Linked DNA regions of Homo sapiens: region 2 is linked to region 1. The links are chromatin loops, found by intact Hi-C in ENCODE. Cell type or tissue: B cell. All regions are shown on one strand. Links, peaks and the distances in the headings refer to the core of each region. The heading gives the core; the rest is flanking DNA. Region 1 overlaps SETBP1 (SET binding protein 1). Region 2 overlaps SETBP1 (SET binding protein 1).

Region 1 (10,602 bases), core at 3,791-6,290:
GTTCCTCAAAACTTGCTCCAAGACTACCTTCCCTCCATCCCAGAGCTTTCTCTCCCTGCCCCCAATAGGATTTGGAGGATTATACTTTCTGTTCATTGAATTTGATACATTATTTTATAATTACCATTTTATTTGCCTATCTGACTCAAGCTTGTCTGATTCTTAAAGGCAAATGACATGTCTTATTTGATTTTATATTCTTAATGATGAGTACAATGACTACCTTAGAATCCACACTCATCCACTGTTAACTGAATGAACAAATGGTCCCTATGGAACATCAGTAACAGGTACCCAAACACACTTAAATTTGATTACCTGCACTTGAAACAAAACAGTGACTTTTTCCCGAGACCCGCATGCCTTGTGTAGTTTTTAATAGATTGCAAATAAACTTAGCACAGGGAGACGTGATCATGTCCAGGGAAATGATCAGCTCTGAGAACCACCAGTCTCTGACAGTGAATAACTGCTAAATCTCCAGAAGGTTTCTACTTCTGCCTGTCTCTTGATTGTCCTGCTCTCTGGAATAAATCAGACAGTACAATACAGGAATTTGAATAAAGTAGCCAAACTGTGCAAAAGTGATCACAATGGAGTAGAAGTGCATTATTCTGTCTCTCAGAATTAGCATATTTCTAAGTAGTGAGTCTTAAATGAGAGAAGACTTTGCTTTTCTTCCTGAGATAGCCTTCATTAATTCTTCAGAGTGAACCTAATAAGTGACGGTAGAGCAAACAGGGGATAAATGGTACGTGTAAGGACCTCCCCTCAAATTCAGTCTCTTTTTTTTATTGGATACAATTGCTCTGGGTTTAATTTGGGTTCTGAGCAAAGTGTCACTAACTCTCTAGCACAGCTTCTGTGTTTGAGGGTTAGATAAGACCAAGAAGTGGGGGCTATAAGAAGAATTACTTGTTGGATTACTTTGACCCAACAAGGGAAGCAGCATCTCAGCCCAGAAGTGTTCAACAATAGAAAGGCCACCCACAAAGCACCAAGGAGATTGGCTAAATGTCTGTGAGGAAACTCAGGATAATTCTCTTTCACCTTCGAGAATCTGATTTTATGATGGTGGTAGAGATTTCATATTTAAGGTGTTTTGAGAGCTTGGTGAAGACACAGTAGGGGTTGCGTAAATGATTGTTGTTCCTTTGAGGTTGAAGGGAACATTCTGGACATCTCAAACCATTCAGTTGGCAACTTACTACAGGGCTCATACATAGACAGTGTCCACCTACTGTCCATCCCCCCACACTGAAAAGTGATGCTGGCCACTCACTGAAAAGGCTGCCGTGAAAGCAGCAAGTTTAGAATGTCATCTGAATGCGTCTTTGTGAACCACAGGAAGATAGGCATTCAGCAACAAATCCTTAAGATGCTTTCAAATGAGAAGGAAGGCCCTGCCTCAAGACAGGAACCTCTGCAGATATCACTTATCCTAATCTCTCACCCCAAAGTGAGAGACAGAAATAAGGACACTGACAGTAAAACCTTAAGAGTTTGTTTTATTTGGGTATCAACACACACACACACACACACACACACACACACAGTGATCAAATATTTCAGTCAAATGCATGCAACTCATCCAGAGAGCTCAAACACTGAGTTATCCAAATGTTCCAATGCTAGTTACCCAAACGAACATTATGGAAAAGGACTTCAGAGAGAAGAGTCTGAACAGCAAAACTGAAACATGTTTATAGTGTTAAAAAAAATAAAAAGCTGTCCACCTCTTTTATTTTGCATTTGGATAATGCTTTAAACTTTCCAGGATCCTCTGATAACCACTCCACCCTCACGATGGTAAGATCAATGGCAAATGGATTTATCTCCCCAGTTGATCCCAGAATGAAAAACAGAAACAGAGTGTGTGCACAACTGACACACAATAATCTAGCCAGCCCTTTCATCTTGGGCTCTTCTCCACGTATTATTACAAAAACAAATTATGTAACGAAGCACACAGTTGTGTGGCTTGAGGCATTTATTAAAAATAGGGCCTTTATGAAGTCTTTGTGTACTTTACATATTTAATAAACTTCAAGTTCATGTCACTTAGAATCAAACACGTGATGAAATTTGAAAGTAATATTATTACAGTTTATGACTTCTAATCTGCAAATGGGAGGCGGTCCTATATAGCTTTGTGTTTAAGAATATGAACTTTGAAATCAGACTAACTGGACTTCAAACACTACCTCTTTTATATACTCTCTAGATGTCATTTGGCAAGTTATTCAACCTCCCCATGCCAGTTAACTCATCAGCAAAATGAGAACAGTAAGATTTACCTCTTAAGAGTTTTGGGGAGGATTACATATACATTTGCAGGTAGTAGGCTTAGATTGGTGCCTCCCATACAGAACTCAAGAGATAAGTATTATTATTTGATTATTCATAATCTCTTTCAATGATTGCCAGCTTTAGTTACTACAACAAAACAAAGTCCCTACCTTCCTTGAAAAGAATGTATTATGTATCTAGAACTGTTGGAATGAAAATCAAGAAGGCTTGAAATGTCACTTACAAGCTATGTGTAACAACTCACATGAGTTAGTTGTTAAAGTTTAAAAATTATGTAAGGGTTTCATGAAGCTTTAGGAATGGTCCCTGAATTGGTGGAAAGGAAATTCCCTTCTGAACTTAAAAGTCAAAAAACTTCAGAGGGAAGGAATCTTTTAGAGATCTACTCAAGGTCATATGAAAGTTCTTGGTTCTAATTCCATCCAGGCCACCAGAGAGCCAGGAGATGCCCATCCCCTTTGAAGCTTCTCATGCCTCCCTCCCCACCCCTGGCCACTATTACCACCCTACACCCTTTTCTAACCATAGATTTCTAAGTAAAAAAGGAAATTGTCTAAAACTGAAACTGCCTTAGTCTATTATTGGCTTTGGTGGCTGTGGGAAGAAAACGGAGTTGGAGGGGGGAGGTATGTTGATGAAAATAATCTGAGTCATCACTTCCTGGAAGAGGTGACAGCACACCCAGAGCCGCTGGGAAGTCAGGGGGCCGAGGGGGAGGAGGTCCCAGCTCTGCCACAACCTCACATAGCACCGGGAGGATGTCCCTTAACTTCTGTGGGTTCCTATTGGCAAAATGACCCTAAAGGCCTTCCCAGCTATATGCCCCTATAATTCAGGAAAGGTCCTGGTGAATAAACCATCAGTGCTATTCACTGTCAGCCTAGAAAACAAAATGAACCTGTGCTCCTAAAATATGAAAGCCGAATCTTTCAAGCAAGGGCAGGCTGGTTATGGTTGAGTCAAGACATAACTGCTTTGTTTCCTAACTACTTCCCCAAACCCAGACTCTGCCCCTCCACACACACCCCCCAACCCAGTTTTGCTACACAATTCCTTGGACAGTACAGGTAACTCATTAAGAACAGAGGCCCTGGGATAGCCAGACTTAGTGCAGGAATCACTTTATAGTCTCTCTTAGATGTGAAATTATATGAAATTATTCCCCAAACTGTGAGCAGATACAGATGATTACCAGATTTAGATGTTGAAAAGAAAAGAACAATAACAGCATCAAGATGGGAGTCTCACGTGTTGCAATCACCTGCTTATGTGTCTCCCTAGCCTTGGGAGAGAAAACTGGCCCCTTTTACATTTATCTGATGGTAACTCTATGGGCAGCTACTAAACCCTCCTTTGAAAGTAAACCCCCATTGCCAGTGACCATGTGCTAAATGAGTGAGTGAAGAAATGAATGCTGTGCATCCCAAATTAGGAAGCAAGGAAGGAGGGCACATTCATACAGCTCCTTGAACTCTGCACACACTTTGGCTTCTTGCAGTAATTTAATAATATTCTTGCTCATTCATATTCTTTCTTTCCACTTCCAGCCCCACCCCCACTCATTATGTAGTCTGACTGAATACCACTCAAAATATTTTCTCAATTAGAGGAGAAAACAGGAATTTGCCACTTGTCTGCCTCTATTCTGCTGCCTGTCAGCCTTCAGCAAATATTTCAATCCTGGGCCTTTGCCTGCTGCTAACCCCTGTCCTTTAACCCTTGACCCTGTCCTCTTCAAATCCTCTAGGCTTTACCTTCTCATCCTCCCAGCCCAGACACTCCACTCCAGGGCTGGTGTCACAGGCTACTATGTTTAACCACAAGAGGTACAGTGATGCCCCTAAAGCAATCAGAACAAGAGCTGTGCTTCTGAGATTTGCTTATCTGATCAAAAGATGCTCAGAAAAATTAACATATCACAGTGGATGAGAGACAATCTGTAAACAGACTCCCACTCTCACTTACCTATCTCTGGTCTTCAGAGCCTCTTCTCTGGTCTAGGCCAGCTCCCCTCCCCCACCCTATATCCTAACTCCCTTAAATGGGCATGTCACTGAGATTAGAGGCTCAGGGGTTGGCTGTAAGATGCAGAAATAAAATGGAAATCATGTCCGCTAGAGCAGTAAGATGCAGAGCTCCTCTTTGACTTTTCCCAACATTCACATTCAGCCAAACCACAAGATAATTTGCTTCTAAACCCCTGTCCCAACTTCCTCTAACCACTGCAACTTCCCTGGCTCCAGCTAAACCCCCAGCCCTGTGACATCCAACATTAGAACCACTGGGACTCATCATTTCCCCATCCTTGCCTGTGTCCACCAACATGTGAGCTGTGCCACTTCTGGGTGTTTCTGTGAGTATTTGAGAAAGGCGTGGAATATTTCAGGACTTTTTCGTTGGCAATGACTACTTTGCTCTCTGATAGCACTCCTTCCCATGTAATTAATAGTTCTGTCTCTTGGCTCGTTAAAAACGAGACCCTCAGGTCCCAGGCAGCATTATGCAGGGTAAATCATGTTTAAGTAACTGCATAACTAGTGGGTCAGTTTTATCTTTTGTCTTGGCTGCGACCATTATTTAGCTGGGTTCTCAAAATGCCCGGCAGTGAAGCTTTCATGTCAGGCCAGTATTGAAAGACAAATGTTTTCTCCCCTCCCCACCCCCACTGCCAGCCCCTCTTCTCTGAATGCTGCATGCACAGGGCAGCTGGGAAATAAAAGGCCCCTTTATCTGATTATCCTGGGCAAAGGCGTGGTAGGTTCAGGAAGGTTCAAGAGAGAAGTGCCAAACTGTAATAAGATGGGCCAAGCAAATAGTTGGGGCAGACTCCCATGCAGTGGCAATGACCGGCCACAGCAATTCAGTCTCCTGTCTCATTTTTAGCACTCAGCTTTGTGATGACTAAAAAGGGTGTTGTTTTTTTTCCCCCCGCCGACTGTCGCTGATTGCCATGTGATCTTGAACAAATCACGAGACATCACTGATCTGGGCTCTATGTCCTCATCTGTGAAGGGAAGACAGCTCTGATGATCTTCAAGGTCTCTTTCTGCTTTAACATTCTTTGTGTGTATCCATCAAGCAATAAAAAACAGTGTGACCCTCTCAAATAGCTATGGAGAATACCGCCTGACAGTATAAAAAGAGGACTTCTGAAGAGATGAAAGCAGCAACTTTCTTTATAGGCAGAGTTTGTCTCATATAAAAGGAAGTGAGAGGAAGAGAAGGAGAAGGAAAAGGCAAGATTACCCACTTCACAAAGGAGAAATTAAGGGGTAGGGAAATTTTGTCCAATTAACCCAGTTATGCCTAGTGTTCCATTATTGGAACACTAAGCTTGTGGGAGTTATTTATATCCTACTGCTCAAGGTCATCACCAAGGTCTGATTTTTCACACCCAAAAATTTTCAACCTCCAGCCTAAATGGGTTAAATTACCAATGTCATACAATTAGTTATTGGTGCTGTTAAAAATAAAACTCAGAAGGACTCCCATTTTTGTCCTAGATTCTAATCCTATTACATTATCCTTCCCATAGGATATTGTGATGATGAAAAGAAACGGTATTTGTGCTGTTTAATTTTTGCAGATTTGCATTTACCATTTTCTTTGGCCAATCTGGAATCCTAGAAGCCTACTAGAGAACCGTCCTGAAGACATGCCCTTCACAATCATCAGCCTTCTACAAGCACTCAGATGGGAATCCTTTAGTGACCATCAGAACCCAATAACCAGTCCCTTCATGAGCGTACTCCCGAATTTTGTTCATCCCATCCACAGAGCACGTGATGCTCACCACTGGAAGACAGAAATCATGGTGGCCATGCAGCCTTTAGACAGCTGCAGCACCCGAATACTGCTGCTCTGCAGGAGGGTCTACAATAGGTCCCCATAAACACTGTAGAATTAATTGAGACAAAACAACAGTATCTTTGACATAGAAGGATCCATTGGTAGCAAATACTACTCTAACATCTCCCTTAGCTTATAACAAGCTGCCCTAAATACGTTCTGCCTCTTGCTCACACACACCACCCATTAAGCACAAGAATTGAGGCAAAATTGTGTGAGAAGGTAGGGCAGCAGGGGACTCATGGGAAGGTAGGGCAGCAAGGGAAGGGGGCACAAAAAGGCGACCGGAGATGGTGACTAGGAATATCCCAAAATAATATAAACAGGTTCCCAGGATTCCTTCCTCTCCTACTGAGCTTAGAGCCCAGTCAAATCCAGGCCCCCCAAACATCTATGTCAATGTCATACCAATGCTGGGCTCTTTTCGGTACACACATGCATGTCCACGCAGATGCCCTCTCACATACACATGTCCAGATACCCTCTAGTTGGCAAACAAGTGACAATATGCAAATTATCAGAAGCCACAAAGATTTCACATGCATGTCCACGCAGATGCCCTCTCACATACACATGTCCAGATACCCTCTAGTTGGCAAACAAGTGACAATATGCAAATTATCAGAAGCCACAAAGATTTGCTTCGGTGGGGAGCCTGAACAAACAAGGAACAATTTTGCAAGTGACCACAGATGGCTTAGGTAGCTTCTCTGCTTACAATGGACACTAACAAGATTTGCCAGAACTAATTCATTCTTTCACACCATTGCCCTCTTCCCCCACCTTCTGAGGGTAAGGAAAAGTCCCCCTCATGGCCATATGCATTCTTGTTCCTTTTCAACACAGAAAAAGTGCAACTCGTTCATCCACAGTGTGAATGGGTCATATTTAAAGCGGGTAACATAGATTTAAAAGGAGATACTGTGGAAGCAAACATATGCTGACTTCTCCCCCGCCCCCGACCCACCTACACCATTTCCCTAAAACCCTTATTTGGAGAAAGGGGTAGAAAAGAAGAGATTTATGGAGTCCCGTGCTGAGCTGGAGAACCCAGTAGCAGAAAAGAAATGAGTGGCAAAGAATAGACAAAACAAAATGGACTAGAAACAGACAGTGAACCTATCAGATGAAATCCAAACCTTCTCACATGATGGGTTACAACTGGCCTCATATACAGAAAGTAAACTTTGGCTTTATGCAGCAAAGGAAGAAACACTTGATGCAGTCTTTCCTCTGTGCATTCCTATATGAGGCATAACTCCTGGAAACAAAACTCCAAGACAGAGGCTGGATTCAGGACCTTTGTGCATACCCAGAGCTCTTCTTCATGCAAGGCCCTTTCCAGTCAGCTTTCAATAAGTGTCAGTAAGATGCTTATGAATTCTTAAGAAAAGAAATCAATTACTTCTTCAAAAAAACACCTGAACTTCTCTAGGTCACAAGAATAGAGACCTTAGAGGTGGCTCCTTTCCACGTCCCAGAAGGCTCTCTCAGCCTCTTCTCTGTATGTGATGACAGAACTCAAGGCCACTCATGCCCTTCGCTGGGTGCTGCCATCAATTTCTAGCCAGTCTCTGGGCTCACTCCCCACCAATGCTGGACGCAGTATGATGTCCTAAAGCATCTCTCTGCACATTCCTTCATTCTCTTCTCCCCAAGGGGTTGGGGTGGGGGGTGGGGGTTGGAGGGCTCCATTGCTTTCTTAGTGCACGTAGGAAAAAGTCAAATCTGTCTGATCTGGCCTACTGAAGCTTCCACTCCAGATTTTCCAGGTCAACTCTGCAGTCCAGCAGATCAAGGCTGCCCACCATGAGCACTTTGCCCTCTGCACAGTGTTCAAGCACACTGCCTATACCCCTTTCCCTCCCACCTAAATCCTATGCTTTCTTCAAGGCCCACTCAAGCTTCTTCCTCCATCCCTCCCTGTACTCTCTCACATGTTCCACCATCGGGTACAACATAAGCACCATGCGTGGGCCTAACCTCCCTAACAAGGTAGACACTGGGAAGCTTCCCCAAAAGCCAGACAAGTCAGTCTAAACTGGGAGCGATGGCTCTGCATCCTGTCACCTGCTCAAGTGCCCATGTGGTTCCTCTCTTCATTCCCAGGCATCATTCATACTAGGTGTAGCTGAATTTGTCTACTTTTTTTCTCAAATATATATGTTGGATACCTACAGCAGCGGCTATTGAGAAAACTATACTGTTGATTCGATAAAATTTGTTTACATGTACATAATCATGTTCATGTGAATACTTAGTTAGTTATAGGAATAGGTATTTCTATGGTGATGTCCTGGAATATCAGAGTTGGAAAGGACTTCAGTGTCTTCTGCTTCATGGCCTTCATTTCAAGAGGTGACCTCTGAGAACAAGAGGCAGGTGAGGAAACACAGGTGGTTAGGGAGAGAGACTAAAATTCTTGCTTCTTAAGCCAGGGCTCTATCAGATTGTATGCAATATCTATCATCCCAGAGGCTATACATGCTCACACATATGTGTATGAGCACACAACAGTGCACTCTCTCTAACATGCAAACCAATGCGCGCCACCCTCTTCAGCTGAGGTCCTCAGAGAATCATGAGGACAGAATGACACAAATGCCTGAGAAGTCCCCGGATGCTCTCCAGATTTGACATCTTCTCACATGTTTGTCCTCCCATCCAGATCTTTGCCTCCACTGCCAGCAGGCTGTGTGCTTTGACCTCTGACCCCCACAGCTGGACTGTCTTCTGAGGATGACAAGCTCCAAGGACCAACAATTATCTCCCAGTGTTAAATAAGATGAGCAGAAGTGGCCACTGCTGCTCCTGCAATCAGGGCCCAGCCAGAGAGGAATCTGCTGCAAGTCTAAAATTGGGAGCAAAGGTCAGCTGTCATTTAGAAATGAAGCCAGAAGGAAAGGCAGGTATCCAGAAGTTCAGCACCTGCTCTTCCCTGGAGGTGGAGTGGGGCACAGCTGGCCAGACTGGAGCAGCCCCTCTCTGCTTATAGGGTATCTGCAGCAGTTCTGACACCAGTGGGAAGCTGTCAGTACCTTGGGTGGAGGAGCAACAAGCATTTTTGAAAAGGTCCCAGAATCACAGACCAGGCTCCTCCAGGGTACTCTCCATTCCTTCTCGGAAAAGGTCATCTGAACTAATGGAGACTTTCAAAGGCAGTCCTTCCCTTCAGACCTTGAAATCCTGGTGCCGCCCATACGCACATACCACTCCCCTGCCCTCCACCCCTTGCACACATTCTCTCTCGGATGCAGTTTTTACCTTCCTCCATGAAGTGGTCAGCTCTCGCGTGGCCTCCACTTCTGAACCTGATTTGCCCGAATACACTGGGCCTTTCAGGTGTTTTGACCTTCCCCTAATTTATCAGATTTCTGCTTCTATTTCCTCTGCTACTTTTTTTGGATTCTGTTCCGTCTTCCAAAATGTGTGATGCATGATTTTTCAGGTTTCTTGTCAAGCTTACTATTCTACCTTCCTCTTCCTATGCTGGGACTTTCAAGGACATCCCATAGATTAAATATATCAGTACCATAAAACCCCATGTGTCTTCACATAGACACCAGAATGGAAGCCTTCAACTAACATCTCACCTTGTTCTGCTTGAAGGTGTTTCTTGACTTTCCTTCCAATTAGGCACAGACTGTCCCTATTACTCAGTCAAATTAATCGGTCAATTACAAGTTATTTTTTGAGAAGCTCTGACATCCTCTGTCCTAGTTGAGATACTACGAGGTGCTTTCTGCTTATAGAGTATCTGCAGCAGCTCTGATACCAGTGGGAAGCTGCCAATACCTTGGGTGAAGCAACAAACATTTGTGAAAAGCCCCAGAGCCAGAACTACAGACAGCTTTCTGTCTGCAGCTTATGAGTCAAATAGACAACGGTACCCCACTTGCAACATCTGAGGGACAATACCCACTTACATCTCCATAGTACTGCCTGGCATGCAATAAAGTGTTACTGAAGAAAATATATTTGGTTGAATGAGTGAATAAATGAATGAATGACTCAGTTATGCTAAGGAAGAGAGCAGTTTAAGTGGATAAGCAGCATCAGCAGGGCCATCCTGGTTCCATTCAGCTTAGCTCTCTCTCTCTCTCTCTTTGCTACTAGGACATCTTTCTCAGACTCAGTAGAGCCCACTGTTCTGAAATCAAATTTTGTTTTTGACACTTCTCCCGCTCCTCCTGCTCTCACAGCTCTGGGATCTGCAGCTTTTGGTGACCCTGGGCTCTGAAGAGGGACCCTGGCTAACCCAAGGTGCAGCATGAATCAGCTGGCAGGGCTGAGCATGAGGGCCATTCTTGACTCCAGGTCCAGGGTCTGACCTGCACCTGCTGCTACCCAATCTGTGGCATCCATCACTTTCAACCTCCCTCACCTAGTCCAGTGTTTCTAGATCCTATCTGCTATTTCTCCCTCATTGCTTCAGGCAAGACT
Region 2 (11,408 bases), core at 3,492-5,991, 75 kb before region 1:
CCGATGTAACTCAAGTCAATAGTGTTCCATTAGGGCAGCTGCTGCAGAGTCCTGAAGAAACGTTTTACTACCTACCCTGGAACAGCCGTGCCAAGGGCCTGGGCCTTCACAGCTACAGAACTCCACTGTGTTTATATACAAAGGAGCAGCATTTTGAACATAACTGATATGACTGTTAACATAGTTTAATGGCCTGCTATATAACAGAACAGCACTTTCAGAAGACCAAAGTCATTACTCTCGGTTCCTAAGGATGTCCCTTCCCCCAATCCCTGCAAGCAAATATTGGCCCTTACCTTATATGGTGTGTTCTCTCCCGAGACCTTCTCTGGTTTTCTGATCTTTGCTTTAACTCCGCATGGGGCTCTGTGCTTTGGAAGAATACTTTTCAACGTCTACTCAAGGACACCCAGGCCCAAATGACCCACAGAAATACCTACAGGTTTCCTCTGATGCCAGGGGAACATAGCTGATTCCTACTGAAAACAAAACAAAAACAAAAAACAAACAAAAAGCTTGGTTCTTGGAGGACTGGCAGGTTACCGACGTGCATACCCCATGGCCAGAAATGAAGACCTGCTATTACTAAGGAGAAGTGAAAAGTCTAGGAATAGTTGAGAAAGCCATGCTTGACCTGAATAATTCATTAAGTAACTATGAGTCATCGTTCTGGATATGGCATCTTATTAGATTTTGTGAGACAAACCACACATAGGCATTCCCTTCTCTCTCAAGCAGATTCAGTTATGATGTGTGCATAAAGCAATCACATGGGTGGGACAAGGAATAGATACATGGGCTCAAGATGAATGCTGAGGAAGGAAGATACACCTGGAATCTAAGAAGTCTAGGAATATTTTTCAGAGGAAGACACTCCTTTCTTGAAGAATGAATGGGGTACTGACAAGGAAAGAGAGCATTCCAGTTGAATGAGATCAAATAAGCAAAGTTGTCGCTTATTCTTTGGTTGTATATAGTCAGACACTTTCGCAAAGCTAAAGTCCCCAATCCTGTGCCTTGACAAGTATCAGTGGGTCTTCATAATTGATTCCTGGAACAAAAGCCATCTGCACAAAGGTTCTTTCCAAGAATCAACCTACTTATCTATGAATCTTTCTTCCATGAAACCAGACTAGGAAAGGTGAGCAGAAACTATCATAGAAAATATTTGGATCCTCAGAAGAATGACTGTCTCTGTTTCAGAAAAAGATTCAGGGCCAGTGACATTGATGCAAAAAAAATGATGGAAGCACCAGCTCTGATCTGAACCTTGAAAAGGAGATTCCCTGGAGGACGGTGTATGCCAATTATTTCTGCCTGGCAGAGGAGAGCAAGAAAGGAGGCAAGTGCCAGGTGGGGTGAGAAATTTACTGTAGCCAGAGTTCACCTACAGGCTGTCTAATTCCTTTAACCTGGGCTGGACTGAAGGGCTGAGAAGAACATTCTCATTAGGGTATGAAATGGATCATTTCCAGTGGCCAGATGGTTCCCCATAAATACATTAATGACTTTATAGGCATGTCTGCTTGGAAAAGGAACAATTTAACTACCACAACGTAGGAAGTGCTCCTTTTGGATTCTGGGTAAACTAAATCAAAGACCAAGAAATTACAAAAAAAAAAAAAAAGTCTTTGTTAAATTACTCCCTTTCGCACACCTCATTCTTTTTATATGGCAAGCTCAATAAACAAGTGTAATATTTGTTTTCAAATTAAAAAAATAAAATTCATCTCAACCTTCAAAAGTCATTCAACCATGAATGGTCCCAATGTTGAGAAACACACACACAAATCCACACACATATGCAAACCTGTGCACATGCACACACATACTCCTCATTGGTAACAAAGTCAAGGCTTCTACTGCTGAGTATGGCTGTGTAGTGACAGTACTCATGTCACACTTCAACTGGATGACTTTCCAAAGGCAGTCATGTCCCTGTCAAGAAGTTCCTTTCTTCTACCTCGAAACAGATCCCAAACCTGTCTCATTCTCTGTCTAATGCCCCATCCTCAACCCTCACTCAAGCTACAAGAGTAGCTGCCTAGAACTTCCAGAAGGATCTCTTTACAAACAAATCTGATCTTGTCCTGCCCCTACTTAACCTTTTTTTTTTAAATACTTTAATTTCTAGGGTACATGTGCACAATGTGCAGGTTTGTTACATATGTATACATGTGCCATGTTGGTGTGCTGCACCCATTAACTCGTCATTTACATTAGGTATATCTCCTAATGCTATCCCTCCCCGCTCCTCCTACCCCACGACAGGCCCCGGTGTGTGATATTCCCCTTCCTATGTCCAAGTGTTCTCATTGTTCAATTCCCACCTATGAGTGAGAACATGCAGTGTTTGGTTTTTTGTCCTTATGGTAGTTTGCTGAGAATGATGGTTTGCAGCTTCATCCATGTCCCTACAAAGGACGTGAACTCATCCTTTTTTATGGCTGCATAGTATTCCATGGTGTATATGTGCCACATTTTCTTTATCCAGTCTATCATTGATGGACATTTGGGTTGGTTCCAAGCCTTTGCTATTGGCGAATAGTGCCGCAATAAACATACGTGTGCATGTGTCTTTTAATGGCACCCACTGCTTTTAAGCTAGGGACAGTAATTTTCTCTCCCGGTCAACAAGGATGGGGCAGGTACTCACTCCAGTCTCATTTCCCACTGTTTCTCATCAGTTCATTGGACCTACATGGATCTTCCAGTTCCTCAAAATTTCCTCAGCCATAACTACTCCCTCTTGGGGTCTTTTGGAAAAACGTCCTCATTGCTGGGCTGCTCTTCCCTTCTCCATTCACTGGCTCACTCCTGCTCACCCCTCTGCACAGATGCATCAGGAAAGCTTCCTGCCCTTCCCAGCACCACAGGTTTTCTTCAAAGTTCTTGCCATTTTGAAACTGTTTATTTACATTTTGATTGTCGGATCCGTGCTCGGAAGGCCACCAGGGTTGGTGTGAAGATCAAATCTGAGAATGGGGATAGATATCCTTCAAGAATTATAAACAGAATCCCAATATAAATCCCTGCTTTTTTCATTGCTGCTTCTAAAGGACTCCCAGCCCCCAAAAGAAAGTGAAAGCAGAAGCATCACTTACCCCAAACATCAAAAGGAAATGACATCCAAAGCAGGCATTTTTAAAATTTATGTTGGGCTAAGACGGTAGCCACCACAACTTGGTGAATAATTAGCCTTGAGGTCTCCTAGCATAAAATAAAAATCCACTTCCCTCAGGCCAGAGAAACCACTGACAACCACCAGCCTGAGTTTTGACAATTTCCCTGCCCATCACACACCTGGTTCCTAAGGTCCCAGTAGCCAAAGGGGAGTAAATATTAACTCTGGTAGGGAATGATTTGTCAGTCATGAACAGCTGTCCACAGTTTCCAAGGTACTGACCTGAAAAGGAGATGAAAGGAACAAAGACTGGGGTAGCTTCCACACTGGGCAGGACATCTTGCCCTTGCCTCTTGGTCTGCTATCTAGCCAGTGATGCTGATTTCTATACCTACACATTCAGGTTCCTTTACCCTTTGGTTTTAGCCAAGAAGGGGCACCAGCAGGAGATCACAAAAGGGAGGTGAGTGAGGTCAGAAGTATTGTTTTCCCAGCTTCCTCCATGCTGGGTCACCCCAGGCTAGCTGTGTCCTTAACCAAAGGCCACAGCTCCTATCAAGTATACCTCCAACAGAGCTTGCTTGTGCCCTCTTTTTAGCTCCGCATCCCCAGCAAACCTACACATTCTGAAACTGATCCTCCTTCTTCAAGCCTAGTGTGATCATGGTTCATCTGCGATATTACTATCCCTGTGATGCTGCAGCAATCTTTGTGGTTTCCCTACACCCAGCTCACAACCTGGAGGTAGAGAGACATCATTTCAATAAGCACACACATGCGCAAGAGTGCAGTTTTAGGAGATGAGTTTTAGGAGGTAAGGAATGTGTTTCTACGCATGCCTGCATTTCTGTGATCTGGGGTGGCTGCAGGATCTAATAGGCAAGGCTTCTCGGAAAAAAACCTATACTTGATCTGACTTCAGAACAAGGCCAAGTTTAGGTGGGGCATGCATAGGAGGCTAGTGGAGGGAACAGGAAAAATCCCAAGCAGAGAGAACAACCTATGGAAAGGCCCTGTCCACTCTTACACAAAGGTTCTCACCTGTCTATTAAAGCTATTATGGGGAACACACAGCCATTTTAAATGTCTACACAAATATAAGATGTTAATGACAGTCATAATTCTGTTCATAAAAATCCTCAAGCTTTGATTTTACTTCTCCAACACATAAAAGTTTCTTGTAGGCCAGATCTCGTCCACAGTGCCCACCACAATGGCTAATTAATATACAGCTGAAGTCCAATAAACACAAGCAAATAATTGATTGATTCACTGAGGAACCAAAGGATGGAAAAAATCCAGCAGAGGCCTAGCACTGCCTATCAGTGGAGGCAAGTGCATGAAATGTGGATGAGTTGACTTCAGGCTAAGTATGGGGCTGACCTTGGGCAAGTTACACTTACCTCTACATAATGTTTGTTCAGGTCTCAGGCTCCAAGATAGGAGATAAGCGAGAGTTATTTTGGTCTTTTGAATGCTTAGGAAAACAGCTGAGCTACACGTAAGTGACCTCCATTCCTAGGGCAATATGTTAAGTTCAGTCTCAGTGTGAGGTTTCCAGCTCCCCACAAATTAAAAACACAGCATCAGAGAAGAGTAGAGGTTTCCTTATAACCCAGAGATACCATTGTGGAAAGCCCCTGTTGCCGGAAAAATGATGACTTTCCTCATAAAGGGGAAGTGCTATTTTAGATTCAGCCACTTTGGTTTTTCTTTCCACCCTGGGGTATAAGTTTGATTCCTGGGTATCTTCCTATACCTCAAGGAGTTATAAAGAACCCAAGAAAAAGCCAAGTTAAGTCCACCTTCACTTAGGTGGAAGGATTTCATTGTTCCAGAAAGAAAAGATGGTCAGAGGGACATTTCCATTTCTGTAATTAACCTCAGTGTGGCCTTAGGGAGCCACCTTCCTTCTCTGGGGCCCAATTTTCTCATGAGTAAAATGAATGGCTTCCACTAAATGATCTATCTATGAGATCTTCAGATTTTATGATTTTTGAACACCATTTTTTTTGTTATGGTTTCAGCAACTATGTCTTGAAAGTCTACATGTTCTCAACATTATGTTATTTCTTGGGAGGGAACAGTCCATCCCTGCACCCAAGGATTCTTATTTTGTGATTATGGTCCTCCTAAGAGGGTCTATGAATCTCCAGATGTTGCATATAACACTTTGTGTCTCTGTGTATATTTCCTGGCCTAAAAGCATCCATAGCGTTTGGGTCCACAAATGGATCCTATATGCTTTTAGTAGAACAGGTGACTGCTTAGATGTCAGGGAATGTGTTCATAAGACACCAGCATCAAGAGCAAGCCCAACATGAATCCACCTGCCAAGCTCTATGACAACCTGGGTTATCTTCCGGAACAGGATGGCTCTGGATTTGAGATGAGATCAGAGAGGTGGACTGCTAAAGAGAAAGAGAGTTTGGGAAGTCAATGCAAAAGTATAATTGTGGGCAAAATATGCTGTGTTCTCAAGAAAAGAAAAAAAAAATCTCTAATTGCTGTGGGAATGAGCTCTCTCCATGGCGCACCTGGAGGTTCATGCACTTTCTGTTTTCTACCTGTCCTCCATTAACATCAGCCCCCAGAGTACTGGGTTCAAGGAAAGAGCAGGACTCTGTTTTGCAGCTGGGAGGTGGCGCAAGAGAGAGCTACCATTTTCGCCAAGAGAATTCTAAGAGATCCTGAACCTGCATCTGTGACTCAGCCTGGATGGGGCCACCTCTCACCAGGCTACACCAGGGGTAGGGACAGGGTAGTGGCTTGGTGCTTTTCATCATGGTTAACAGAGAATAAGTCATGACAGCTAGCAGTATCATATTGCTCTGCGATTAATGCAAAATACATGACATTCATTGATTTTAAGGTAAATTTAAAACATGTAATGACAGAGTGAAAGCTATGCCATACACAGTTACACATGCATGGGAGAAAAACATGTATAAATTGAAGCTTAGGAGTTATAACTTACACAGAAAGTGCTATTATTCAAAAATTTAAACATATGTGAGACAACATATAGCAAATATGCTGACATATGGCATTGAAACCAATACGTCAACACTTACAAGTAAGAAAACATCTATAAAAATACAATAAGAACAGTTCTCTCTTTACATTGAGGCCACAAATGAGACCACTGCTGAACATCTCTGGTTAAGCATTAACACACACCAGGATCTGCCTGTAACCTGTTCGTTAAGGTGCAGTGCCCCAGCTAATTAATACATCACTGGCAGATCAAGTTCAGAGAACAATATTGAGCAAGTGCATTCCTGAGGCCTCATTTACCCCCCTTCAGGTAGGCGGAAGTCCAGAAGGGAAAAGGGGATAAGGGAGAAGAGAGAGAGACAAAATAAAGTAGAGATTATTATTTTGCTACAGTAGAGCATCCCACAGTTGATAAAAGTGGTGTGTGTATGTGTGTGTATGCATGTGTGTGCGCGTGTGTGTGTAGCAGGCTTGCATGTGCTGGCCAAGTTCTGAAATCATGTCACTTGAGAAAAAGCTGAAGGAATAGGAGCTGTTTAGACAGGGAAACCCTACATTGAAAGAAGGCTATCATAACAGTATTCTGCCATGTGCAGGGATTGCTGCTGACTGTGGGCATAGACAATGCTGTATTGCCTGTCACTTCCACTCCCTGGGCCTCAGACTATTCATCTGTAATGTGAGAGACTTGTATGAGATGCCTGATTCTCAACTCATGCTGCAGTTGGAATCACATAAAGAGCTTTTAACAAATACAGATTGTGGGGCTCCACCCCAGATAAGCATCTCTTTAGGAGGGAAACAGGCATTGGTATTTTAATAGTTCCCCAGGTCATTCTTACGTGCATTCAGTGAGGATGGACAAGCACTGGTCTAGATTACCACTAGATAATTCTAGATTATCCTGGAGGTCTCTCCTAGCGCAATAGGCAGGAACCGTTCTAGCTCTAAAACTTTACTTAATTCAGTCATATATATAATTCTTTTCCCATTTCCTCTGTGACTCTGGAAGGAATCATAATCCTAAGGGAAATTCAATACATAAAATATTGATGTTCATTTTGCAAATACCCGATAAATAAATTCACTGAGCTGACTGAAAATGAAAAATCTGTGGAAAGAGAACTCCATTATAGAAGATCTACTTGAGTCTTAATTCGGGATCAGTTTGCTCCAACATTCAGCACATTTTTCACCAGCTTGATTATGTCGTATCCCATCCACAGCAGATTAGAAGCACAAATTGGAAGGTTAGTTTGGTGAAAGAGCTGGTTATGTTTATTAACAGTGGAAAAGGAGAAGAACTAGCATCTTCACAGTGAGAAAGAAAACTCAAATGATATAAAAAGACAGCACAGGAACCAATGTAAAATCATAGTCTAGGGATGTTTAGTGTAGGGCCAAACTGCTCTACCCATTTTTAAAGACTGACAATATCTCTGTGTTACTCTCTAACAATTAGAGAGAGAAGAGCTTATGTTGACTGAGTTCTATTTAACAAGGCAAGGCCACATGTGTATGTATGTATGCTTTTGTATCTGTATGGTGATTTTCTAAGCAATGATTTTAAATGTTCAAAATTTGAGGGTTAGCATAAAACATTGTATGTATAAAATACATAAAATACACGTATTCTTGTCAGGCTTTTAAAAATACACCTGTTATCTGTAGCCTTTTCCACCTTAAAAACATTCTTCAGGTTTTCATCAGATAATAATCACCCTGGATGTAACCAGTAGATGAGTTTAGAAACCCCAGAATCAATAGGTGGGCAGAATGAGACACAGTTTCCCCTGCTACTCTTAGTCAGTAAACCTGATCTAAAACCGCTCAATCACTCCCACTCTACTTCTAATAACAGCTATAGCTACCGAAGGAGACTCAGGCTATGAGGAAGAAGACTTGGTGTTCGATGTGCCAAGTAGCAATGAGTGAATTATAAACTGGTCAGGGTTCCTGACACTATGAGGATCTAAAAGGAACCTGAGACCGAACAACTAAGAGACCACCCATGCTATTTCAGGGCTCATCACCATCACTGTGGCATTTTAATAAGTCATGGTATTTCAAGAAAAAGAGAAAGAGAGGAGTGGGAAAATATCCATGGAACTGGTAGACCATTGACTATGGCAAGCAGTGACCTTATTCACAATAACATCCCCTCATAAGACACTGCTATTTTATACTAGATTTATTGCACTTAGGTAGAAGCAGCACTTTATCAACTTACTTTTCTGGAGCACAGGAATCATATTTTTCTTGAAACTAGAGGGGAGGGCCTCTGCCACATTTTCAAATCTGGGTAAGCCTTGATCCTCCACCGCATCTGAGCCTCGTCTATAATATTAGGTAGAATGTCTTGCATCCATGAATGTTTCCTGCTTGATAACCCAAGGAAGAATTATCACATACAAATCTCAGATCCTAAGACACATTTTGCCACCAATAGTCATCCCTAAACAAAATGAATCACGATCCCAAGTCACATCCCTACCCAATACCATTTATTGAAGAGCCTGCAGTGGTATGTGAAGGTAGGAGGTCCAGCAAATCTTCCTGTTGTTTATTTGAGTGACTTTAGACAATGAGGTGATATGTTAGGGACAGCACTGGGTAAGAACGACACCAAGAGGGCTGGGGTCATTGCAACCCTTTGTGACTTCCCAGCAGGTTACTTTCCTCATCCAAACTTCAAAATCCTCTTCTATAAAATGAGAGATGTGCTGGGCAATGTCTAAAACTCCTTCTGTCAGCCCTGGGAGCCTCTGAATTACGATCTCATTGCCTCCAGTAATCTCCCAAGTTTTGTACACGACCATATCTTCCTGGAAGTCCCCTCTGCTCTTTCCGACTCCAGTACCTCAGCCTGAGCATGAGAAGAGCAAGCTTCTAGTCCCAGTTCCACCTCTTGGTGGTGGGGTGCAGCATTTATCTCTAGGACAACTAAATAAAATGATCTCTTAGTGCATCAAAAATTCAGTCCTAAAAGTCATTTCTGTTTAAGAATACAGCTGTATCCATCACAGACAGTGAATTTTACAAAATGCCGTACAATGGCTGCAATCTTAGCTATTTTAGAAGAGCTAAAAGGGTTACAGTTGTGTCCCAAGGGAAAGGTGCTGCTGGTGTCCCCATTCCCCCTCTTATTTAGCCCTCCCCTGTTCATACTCTGCAGGCTGTTATTATCTTTACATTTACCTGCCAACCAACCTCCAAAAAATCTGTTCAGTCACAGTAGTTACAGAAACCAAAGAAGCGGCCAATAGTCCAACTCTGACTAACCCCTTGTTAATGGCTAAGAATTAAAGAACAATTTCTTTTTGCAATTAACATATTCTGTACTGTAAGTATATCATGAACTAAAAATAACATGTCCTCCACAATCCTTTGGCCCACAAGAAGCTCAACAGAGGGAGGGGAAGAGAGAGAAAGAGAGACTGGAATGACATGCCATGAATCCTAAACATCTTCCTAATTGGATAATTAAAAGAGTTCTGGATAGCAGTTCAAAAAGCCTGGATTCTGGTAAGGGCTCCCCTACATATTTATCCATCTGTGTGGCCTTGGCTTGATCTTGTACCCTATCTAGGCTGTTTATAGGATTATGTTTGAAACCTAGTAGGCACCCCTTAAAAAGTTATCCAATCTATTGTTCTTTTCAAACTGTCTCATGCATAAGAACCACCTGGAGAGCTTAATAGAACACACAGGGGGTCCCCACCACCCAAGTCTCTAATTCAGTATGTCTGGGGTGGGGTCCAAGTATAGGCGTTTCTAACAAGTTCCCAGGTAATGCTGCTGCTTCTGGTCCTGAGACCACACTTTGAGAAGCACTGATCTGGCCCAGTGATGTCAACCAGGGCTGGAAATTAGAATTCCCCTGAGGAGGGGCACTGGCAATATGCCGGTGCTCAGTGTGCACCAGGCCTTTTCAATCAGAATCTCTGGTTGTGTGGCCCCAGCATCTCTATTATTAACAAACTCCCCAGATAATCTTAATGTGCAGCAAAGGTTTAGAACACTGATTCCACCCAGCTGCCTCATTTTATAGATAAAAAAACTGAGGTTCAGCAGACCAATGACGGCTCATTCAGCACATGCATCTGCAAAAGGGGAGGTTTGGACACAATAATTTGGAGACCCTAGATTTTAATTCTACGGCTGTCACACTCTATAGCTGCATTTCTGCTTTTTCTCTTATCCCATGATTCCCAAATAATAATAGTCAGGGAGACTTTCTTCATCTGGCCACTCCATGTAACCAGAAGGAGAATCCAACAGGACCACTCGTAGTTGGAAGGCTCTTGCATTCTCAAAGCTCTCCTCCGGGTAGTTTCTAAATATAACAAGCAGTCAGACACTCTGAATAACTCTCGGCTGACTTGGCTTCCCTGGGATAAACTTTTTTTTTTTTCTCCTAGATTATGCTATACCAGGAATAGAGCCCTAAGGGGAGAAATTCCTCTTCAAAGTCAGAGCTAGATAACACTGTGTGTGGTATTCAGGTTGTTCTCCTTTGGAAAGAGAAAAAAAGGTGGGAGGCAAACTTCTAAAACCAGCCAACATCAAAAAGCATATTCCTACTTTGTCTGTGTGGTGTGCATGGAGGGGAGGCAGAGGAGAGGTGGAAGTGGCCGGGCAAAAGACAATTAACACATCCTGCTCAGCAGGGGGAGGAACGTGGGCATCCGGTCCAGGTACTCCAGGCGGTGGTGGGCAACAGGAAAAGTACACATGCCAGCTCTGGCAACTACCCTATGCTGGCTCTACCACCAAAGACCCGGAACCAAAGTTGGGTGCACAGTTTGCTCCCTGAATGGTGGGCTCAGGCACGGCTCTGACTTCATTTCTCAGGCAGGCAACAGACACGTTTACCTTACGCTCTGGCTCCTGCTGTTCCTTGCAGCAAGGGGGAATTCGATGGGACCTAAAAATCATCTGGAACATACACAGACATGGATATCTTCTCTCTCACATAAACACAAAGACCTTTCCCCATATTTCCGTGCAGGCCAAGCCTCTGTATTTTCCAGCATGACACTGTATTTGCGTATTGTAGTGGATGGGACATTGGGGATCTCCTAGTCCTGTACTCCCCCTTTGCTGATGGTAACAATTTTAAATGCTGCTATTTATTAAACATCTATTATATTATATATCAGGTACTTTATACAAATTAAATCTAATCCTCACCCAAAGCCCAAAAGCAGAATTGTTAGATCACAGAAAATGGAGCAGAGGCAGACAGAAATGAAATGATGAGCCCGAAACTGCACAGCCAACTGTG

What was found. Peaks named below come from ENCODE experiments on the same cell type or tissue, not always from the same donor. Only the 100,000 strongest peaks of a DNase experiment are listed, where the experiment ranks them.
Region 2: a loop joins it to region 1, with 2.9 times the contacts of the local background. A loop is called at or near these places in 6 of 110 quality-filtered maps.

What each region holds. Positions count from the first base shown.
Region 1 is chr18:44,718,140-44,728,741 of GRCh38, reverse strand. The region is part of intron 2 of SETBP1 (SET binding protein 1); the gene reads right to left. Among named protein-coding and RNA genes, the nearest start is that of SETBP1, 43 kb to the right of the region's middle. RefSeq lists enhancers at 3,039-3,228, 3,359-3,408 and a silencer at 6,592-6,641. In B cell, for the core only: no CTCF peak of the experiment used is centred there; DNase peaks (open chromatin) are centred at 4,258 and 5,251; H3K27ac peaks cover 2,500 bases.
Region 2 is chr18:44,791,988-44,803,395 of GRCh38, reverse strand. The region is part of intron 2 of SETBP1 (SET binding protein 1); the gene reads right to left. Among named protein-coding and RNA genes, the nearest start is that of SETBP1, 120 kb to the right of the region's middle. RefSeq lists enhancers at 1-262, 321-370. In B cell, for the core only: no CTCF peak of the experiment used is centred there; a DNase peak (open chromatin) is centred at 4,775; H3K4me3 peaks cover 489 bases; H3K27ac peaks cover 2,500 bases.